2 separate regions of the Homo sapiens genome follow, and region 1 is linked to region 2. Evidence: chromatin loops called from intact Hi-C (ENCODE). Cell type or tissue: heart left ventricle. All regions are shown on one strand. Links, peaks and the distances in the headings refer to the core of each region. The heading gives the core; the rest is flanking DNA.

Region 1 (4,399 bases), core at 196-4,195, 76 kb after region 2:
TTAATCGACTGCTTGTATTATTGGTAAGGTTCCGGTCAATAGTAAGCTGTTAGTAGTTAAGACTTTGAGGAGTCAAATGTTACACTCAACACAAGGCACAGTGGCTCGAACCTGTAATCCCAGAACTTTGGGAGGCCGACGTGGGTGGATCACTTGAGCCCAGTGAGTCAAGGCTGCAGTGAGCTGTGATCAACCACTGCACTCTAGCCTGGGTGATAGAGCGAGACCCTGTTTCAAAAAACAAAAACCCAAAAAAACAAAAAAAAAACCCCTATTATACATGAATTTTTAACTGTGCTAGGGCTCAGCACCCCCTAACCCCTGCGTTGTTCAAGGGTCAACCGTGTATGAGGTGAACATCATAAGAGACGGGGAGAACCACCATATGGGATCCCAGACAGACATATCTGGATGTAGGAAAAGAGGAAGAAGAATCAGAAATACTTTACCATGTGATCAGAGTTTTTTCTTTAACTGACAATAATTGTATATATTTAGGGGGTACAATGCAATGCTTTGATACATGTATATGTATGTGGATGATTACATCAAGCTAATTAACATACCCATCACATCACATATGTATCATTTTTTTGTGCTGAGAACATTTAAGATCCACTCCTTTAGCAATTTTGAAACATGTAATATGTTATTATTAACTATAGTCACCAGATTGAGTTTCACAATTCACAAAGCAGTCACATAGATTATTTCACTTAAGAGTTGCAAGGATTAGGAAGGAATCCCACTTTATGGCATAGAAAACTGAGCCACAAGGTCACGTGATTTGTCCCGGGTATCTGAAAAAGCCACTGCTTCAAGTGGGTTGGGGTTAGAAAATAGCTGAGTCTTAACAAATAATGCAGAGGGCCTATGAAAGCCGCAGAACAGGAAAAGCCACGAGGATTGGAATCTGCAGATGTGGAGAAGCTATTTAGCCCTCAGTTTCCTCATCTATGAAAAGGGCCAACACCAGCTGGTCCACTGAATGGTTGCGAGGACGAAATGAAACACTGCAACAAAACCATAAACCGCAGATGTTACACTCATGTGAAGTGTCACTGCTACTTTTCACAAGCCAAGCACAGGTCTTCTTATGGCAGATACATAAATTCCTGTTGAACAAAGAAATGAAGGAAGGAAGGAACCCATGAATTTAGCAAAGTCAACAGAGTCTCCCTGAACTTTGTTTTCATGGGCCTGGACTCTGGTACAGCCTGGCTCTGTAGCATCTGGCTGGTTCTGAAGGACACGGTGACAGGTGAATGCTGTAAAATGGCCTTGCAGTTCCCCCAGGGGCGCCAGCTTCCTACACGCCAGGCTTCCACGTAAACATCACTCAAACACTGGGGAGTGTCCGCAGATACAAGTCAGCAGCAGTGCCCTGACTGGGCCGCATTGCAGCAGGAACCACCCAGGAACCAGACGCGGTACAGGGCCGGCTCGGCTGTCTGGTTATACTGGTCTGGAAACCCTTCCTCAAATCCCTGGGGCCTGAAATGTTTTTGAACTCAGATTCAGACTTTAAAACGGAAGTCCAGGGCATACACCATACATTAGCCAATATCCCAGAAGGGCCTAGGACAAGACCCATAGTCACATTCAAAAATACCTCTACAGAAAAGCAGAACTTTCACACTAAAAGAAATGAACACAAACGATTAAAAGCCACATGTTTCAATTCAGAGGAGTTCTCCCCACCCATCAAATGATTTCAGATCAGGCCAAATCCAACTAGCAAACAAGTTACCAAAAAACATCTGGGTTTCACAGCTTTCTGGATGTTGAAATCGCAGATAAGACGTTGCAGGCCTGACTCAAGGGCTGTTAAATCTCAAGGCATCTGCCATACACCCAGGGCTGGGATGGACCCAGAAAGCTGGCAGTGCACGGCCGAGGTTCCCAGGGTGCCGACCAGGGCGCCTGTCCAAGTGCTGGACACAGCTTCTGGGCATGCTGTCTCATCCCTTACTTCAGCCAGAATGGAAAATTGCGTGAGTAAGTATGCGCTACTGCAAAGTCAGCAGCTTCCCCGCCCCTTTAACATACAGCAGATTGTGCTTTGAGGGAGAAGAGGAATTAAATAAATAAATAAATAAAATAAAAAACAAGCCACTTTACCTACAATGTGGCCTGAAGAACAAGGTCAAAGTTTGATAAATATGATATTTAAGCAGATAGGGGAATTGAAAATGTTCAGAAAATGTTACAGAATGTCGGGGTTTCTTAAAGCAGGGCATAACAATTTTCAAGGTGCAGGGAAAAAAATAACAAAATTTGCAAAAATTCAATTATCTATAGCGTATTTTCTCTTTTTATAAAGGTATAGATTACCAGGTCAACACGGATGCTAACATGAAGACAACAAATAGAAAGCCACTTGGTATAGTTCAAAGAAACCTGGGGTTTTTTTCGGGAGACCTAGGATCGAGATGTGGTCCTCACTGAACTATTTGGCCTTGGCTAAGTTACTCAGCACCCATCAGCTTCCCTGATTACATGTAAGATAAATATGATAAAGTAGTATTTTACTTACCTTAGAGTTTGGTTGTGAGAATTAAGTGAGAAACAGATCTGAAGGTGCTTTAAAAACTGTAAAATATTAGAAAGGAGATCATTTTATATTGGGGTTATGTTCTAAGGGCAGTGAATTGGATGGAAAATAGAGTGTGTTGAAATTACTCTTGAAAAATTCCCCAGATAGTCCACAGTGTGGAGCATACGTGGTTTTGTGTAAACTGTATCATCTCTCAGCAAATCCCTCCAAGACTGGAATAGATTCCTGTTTGGGGAGTTAAATACACACCGTGGTTGGCCTGCATTTAGAGACCATTTTGAACAAAAATAGAAAAATAAACAAAATTAAATAATATATATTGTTTTTCACTAAATACGTATATAATATATGTGATCCATGAATGCTGGAAGTTCTTACACTCTGACTCCAACCTACAGTAATTAGGAGGCTTTGCCACCTATGACTGTGTGTTATTTTATTACCGTACACAATGAAGAAATGTTTCTGGTATTACTGAAAAGCTTCTCAGGATCCAGAAGTTCTCTCCTTGTCTCTTATAATAATTTAAAGATAACACAGCTCTTTGCATAATTTCAGCATCTGATTTTTCATTCAACAAGAATGTACTGGAGACAAACTCCCTGCGAGGCACTGTGCAGAGCAGGGGAAAGAAGCAAACGAAAGAAAAAGACAACACAGCGCCCCTGCCCTCAAGGAACTCACTAGCTGATGGTGGCAACAAAGGCCCTCACAGCTGACCACGGTGCAGGGCAGAGGGAAACCAGCAGTGATCAGAGGGGTATGTATCATAATTCAGAAACGCAGAGGAAAGACCAAGTAATCCGGGACAGATGAGGGAAGACTTCACCCCAGGGATAGTCTGTAGGCCGGGTCTTAAGGCATGAACAGTATTTAAATACGGAAAAAGGAGGGGCTCGTGACTGATAAAGCATGACCACAGAGTCCTGGAAACTCTTGGCACACAGTAAGCAGAGGGGTGTGGTAAGACCACAAATCTAACATTTATGAGATACCTACTAGGCATCAGGAATGAGGATAAGTCAACCCAGCTGTAACCATCAAGACAACACTAAGGTGACACTTACTACTAAGTCCTAGCATCTTGATTCTAGACAACGCTGTGCTGGAGCTCTCAAGCCTGCCCTGCAGACCCCGTCTCCACCCTCTCTCCCCTGCGTGGGCTGCATCAACAGGCTTCCCCTTGGGTAGGAGCAGTGGAGGGGAAGGAGGGAGGGGAGTGAGGTCAGGGTTTCTTCCTGGGGTAGGGTTGCTGTCACAGCTCCTGTCTGGCGGCTCTGTCCACCCAGCCCTCTCTGAACCCAGGTCTGGTAACTGCCCCTCTGCCCCTTCAGGCCTAGGGTGGGACTGTGCCTGCTGTACCAGTCCTGGCCACTACCCCAGCCCTTGTGGTCTCCCTATACCTTGCACCAACCTTCACAACAGTGACTTTGTCACAATCGCCTTAAATTGGCCATTGAGGGCACCATTGCTTCCTGCCAGGACTCTCTAGAATCGCCTTGCAGCCAGCTCTCCTTGTTAGAGCTGAGGAAACTGAGGCCAGGAAAGAATAAGTAATTATCCAAGTTCACACAGTCATTTCATTGAACAGCAGAATCAAGGCTGCAACCCAGATGTGTCTGTCTCCAAAGCCTATGCACTCCAACTCTGGGAAAGTAATTTGGTGGTAGATTACAGAGGATCACGAAAGAATGCACGTAATCTTTTGTGCTAATTCTCAAGAGTTCATTATTCGTCTGCACGTGTGCAGCCTGTGCCTGCTTGTCTCTTTAAACAGTCCTGCAAATGAGATGCTCCAATCAGGCGTTCACGGCATCAAACGGTGCCAAACGTACAAAAGCA
Region 2 (4,399 bases), core at 115-4,114:
GACAGAACTAAGCCTGGAGGAGAGAAAGGATTTGCCCCCCCGGTGAACAAACTCTCAGCGCTTGGCTATTCTGGTGTTAAGTTGTGGCCAATATCTCCAAGACGAACTCCAGCACAGTTCTTATTGCTTATAAGAAGGAGATTTGCTGAAAGAGCTCGGCTGTATGCTCCCTTGAGCTGAATGGTTCGAGAGCTGATATAAGATATAAGCAGTCGTGGAGACTCAACGGAGGATGAGGTACATTTGAATCTTCACCAGACCAGCAGCTGTATGGGGAGATGGCAGGAGAACACTAGACATCTGCCCCAAGGAAAAACTCACACCAACAGACAGCAGTGCAGTCAACCAACAGACAGCAGTGCAGTCTGAGCTGGGAGGCTCACACCAACAGACACCAGTGCGGTCAACACCGCAGAGGCAGCTGTGAACACGTATGTCTAAGTCCAAATCCCTGAATGTGTTCACTGTGGACTTTGGGCACAGGGATGGTCTAAGAGTGGTTGGTTTTTACTCATCTGATAAAGCTCCTATTTGCTGCACCATAGACTGGCATTTATAAGGAGGAGAGTCCAGTGGACGACGTGTCCAGGCTGCAACTCAACAGATATTCACTGTGCCTCAGAGCGGGGATCTGCTCTTATCTCTTTCATCTACATTAACTAACCTAACCCCATGTTCCTGAAAGGGGGCTCTGGGGCCAGATCTTGCAGGTCTTCGACACGTGGTGACATGTGTAAGAAGTCCTGGGCAACTAGGATCAGAGTGGAACTAATAGGAGCCACGTGCTGTTTGAGCAGAGATACTTGCTTTTGAAAGTGATTAATAAGGCTTGATAGAGGAGGAGTCCATTCCAAAGTTAAACATGTGATTTCCCTACAATTTATTAATCCAGAACAACTTTGGCTCTTGGAATAACATGACTTCTTTTTGTTTGAGACAGGGTCTGGCTCTGTCGCGCAGGCTGAAGTGCAGTGGTGTGATCTCGGCTCACGGCAACCTCCACCTCCTGGCTCAAGCCATCCTCTCACCTCAGCCTCCCAAGTATCTGGGACTACAGGCATATGCCACCAAACTCGGCTAATGTTTAGATTTTTTGTAGAGACAGGGTTCCGCCATGTTGTCCAGGCTGGTGTCAAACTCCTGGCCTCAAATGATCTGCCTGTCTTGGCCTCCCAAAGTGCTGGGATTCCAGGTGTGAGCCACTGGGCTCAGCCACATGACTGCTTTTAAAAATGACTTCACGTGATGAAATAAAGTTCCTGCTGGAAGTCAGAATACTCCACCATGGAAATAATGACTCTACAAAAATTGTCCTTAAGCAGCTTTTTATTAGAAATAGGGTCATTTAAGAACCATCTATTCAAAATGTTTAGAAGTTGCTGGAGACTTTATTTGGGACAAAAGCGACTGCTTCATAGACATTTCCAACCAATACTTCCCAGCTTAACATGGTGGAAGGAGCACAGATTTTGAGGCCAGCTGGATCCGTGTTCTAGGGCTTGGGTGAGGGGCTTCACCTCCACCAGCTTAACCTCCTTAATCTAAAAATGGGAATACAACCACTGTGAGGAACAGGTTATTGGCACGATTAAATAAGATATGTTACAATGCGTCCAACATGTTATTAATTAATATGGCTTCCCTCTTCCTCCTCCTTTCACTGCAAAAACCTTTGTATTTCCAGACTCCTCAGCTAACAGTCTCAAAACTAAAACAATATGAAGAATATTAGCACTTATCATTTTGAAATTTATTAAAACATAAATGACCCCATGGCTTGAAGAGTGAAACATTTTTTTCAGTAAAAAATGCGTAAGTCTCATCTTCCAGTGTAAAATGTGGTGTTAAAATTGTCTACCCATAGGTGGTGCTGTTTACATAGTTCTTGAATGGCTGTGGCTTTCAAATGAAATGCAGTCATGGGCTAGACACGGGTGTTTCTGTCAATGATGGACCACATAGATGTCTGTGGTCCCACAAAATTATAATACTGTATTTTTATGGTATCTTTTCTATGTTTAGATACACCAATATTTAACACTGTGTTACCACTGCCTGCAGTATTCCCTATAGTCATGTGCTGTACAGGTCTGTAGCCCAGGAGCAGCAGGCTAGACCATCAGGCTGGACCATGAAGGTTTCTGTAAACACACACTCCATGATGTTCACACAATGAGAAAACACCTAACAATGCATTTCTCAGAATGTGCCTGTCATTAAGTGATGCCTGATCGTATACAATATCCTTCCATCCATTCAACAAATAGTTATTGAGCACTCATGTTCACCAAGTGCTGTGTAAAGTACTAGAGATACAAAGAATAAGAATGGCACGGCCTGGGCCTCCAGAGCCTAAGGGAGGGCAAGCGGTGTGTGCAGCATGGTGAAGGGAGGAGAGCTACAGAGTCACAGATAAAGTTAACAGGCAGTTACGACACCATCTGAAAAGCACTGCTCTCAGACTAGAGAGCCAGGGGAGGCTCCCAGAAAAAGGGGATCCTGAGTTGGGTCTCGAAGGATGAGCTGGAGTTCATCAAAAACAGTCACCTTCCCTGCCCCCACCCCCAGTTCCAGATACATCCACCTGTCACTTGGGAGAGGGGAAAACCCCTCCTCCTCCTAGGTGCTAGAAGGTGTTTGCCTTAGAACAATTCATTAAGCTACGAATTTGCTTGTGTGGTTTTCTGCATCTGTGCTTTATTTTATAGTAAAGTAAAAAGAATTTTCTAAATATGTTATCTTCTTACTTAGATCGGCATGTCTTTAATTAGGTCTGGGCTTGATTGCCTATTCATGAGTTAAGGGCCACTGGTATTTCCTTCTCAGTGAGCGCCTGTGCAGACCCTTTACCATTTTTCTATTCCGTGGATTATCTTGTTCTCCCATTTGTGAGTCCTTTGGGAATTAAGCAAAGCAGCCCTGCAGGCATTGTGCCACTGACATTTGTTAGGAGAATGAGTCTTTCTGTGCTGCTCCTTCCCACTCCCTGCCATGCCTTGGACTACGTTCTGTACACAGCAGGTGCTCCATAAGTCCAGCACAGCAGTGAAACTGAAAGAGCAAGGTGAGAACAATTTTCAGAATTTCTGATTCCTCGCTTTTCAGGCTGGGATAAAGACAGAAACAGGCGCTGGGGAATTCCAAGACATCCCCAAGAAAAAAAGCCCTGCAAGCAGGGGAGTGGGAGGGACACAAGTGTGCAGGCCTCAACTCCAACAGTCTGGGATGCAGACATGACACTCACAGCTGCCACTGTGGCGAGCCGACCGCAGACCAGCTCTGCACTGAGGCTCCTATGCATGGGATCTTAGGCACCCTGTGAGGCAGGTACCACTTTTACTGCTACTGAGGAAAACCCCAAAGAGATTAAGTCACTTGTTCACAATGACAAAGCAAAGCAGCAGAGCTGGGATTAACACTTGGCTGTGGCAATAAAGGCCCATCATTTTAACCTTCTTTTGTTATAGTGATCAGGGCAAAAAGATTCATTCGACTAATGCTTGTTGAGCACCTACTGTGTGCTGGGCATTGTTCTAGATGGTGGCCTGGTCTGAGTGGATTAGTGAAACTTGTTTGGTACTTAAACGTCCAACTGAAGTACTTCGGGCTGGAAACATGATGAACCACATCTAAAATAACATTGCAAGAGTGCATTTATTCACACAAAGACATGCTCATTTAGCAAATGAAGAAGGGATCACAAAATATGCACAAGAATGGCATTTATGTCAAAATTATACACTACACTCATACAGCACCCTGCAAATAAAAGTCCACGTGGAAATGTAATGACTGTTGGCTGTGAGTTCGCTGAGTGGTGAGACTGCAGGTGATTGTTGTTTCTTCTTTTTAGTGCATCTAGATTTTTTTTTTTTTTTTTTTGAGGAAGGGTCTCATTCCCATTGCTCAGTCCGGAGTACAGTGGTATGATCGCAGCTCACTGTAGTCTCAGCCTCCCAGGCTCGAGCAATCCTCCCACATCAGCCTCTCAAGTAGGTGGGACTACAGGTATGTGCCAACACGCTCAGCTAATTTTTGTATTTTTTGTAGAGATGGGGTCTTGCCATGTTGTCCAGGCTGGTCTTGAATTCCTGGGCTCAAGTGATCCACCCGCTTCGGCCTGCTGAAGTGCTAGGATTACAGGAGTGGGCCACCACGCCCGGCCTAGATTTTCTAAAACAAGTTACTTGTATAATAAATAAATGGCCTCAAAAAAGGAAAAAAGTTGTGCTGGGGAAAAGTGCGCAATGTGTTGGAGAGGCATGCGTGTCAGGGCACAAAAGGGAATGAGGAGCTGGTGGATGAAGGGCCCAGAGCCCCAGCCAAGGAGTACTGTTGAGCCGACGGCAGCAGTGATGCTATCGTAAAGGAAAAACAACTTTGCGCCCTGAAGAGCCCT

The links. A loop is a pair of places that touch in the nucleus more often than their neighbours do. Peaks named below come from ENCODE experiments on the same cell type or tissue, not always from the same donor. Only the 100,000 strongest peaks of a DNase experiment are listed, where the experiment ranks them.
Region 1: it touches region 2 in a loop (3-fold over the local background); 11 of 110 quality-filtered maps call a loop at or near these places.

What each region holds. Positions count from the first base shown.
Region 1 is chr14:99,807,036-99,811,434 of GRCh38, reverse strand. The region is part of intron 1 of EML1 (EMAP like 1); the gene reads right to left. Among named protein-coding and RNA genes, the nearest start is that of EML1, 16 kb to the right of the region's middle. In heart left ventricle, for the core only: no CTCF peak of the experiment used is centred there; DNase peaks (open chromatin) are centred at 1,334 and 1,904; H3K27ac peaks cover 1,588 bases.
Region 2 is chr14:99,883,015-99,887,413 of GRCh38, reverse strand. All of the region lies in intron 4 of EML1 (EMAP like 1), which reads right to left. Among named protein-coding and RNA genes, the nearest start is that of EML1, 92 kb to the right of the region's middle. RefSeq lists an enhancer at 3,223-3,760. In heart left ventricle, for the core only: a CTCF peak has its summit at 1,865; no DNase peak of the experiment used is centred there.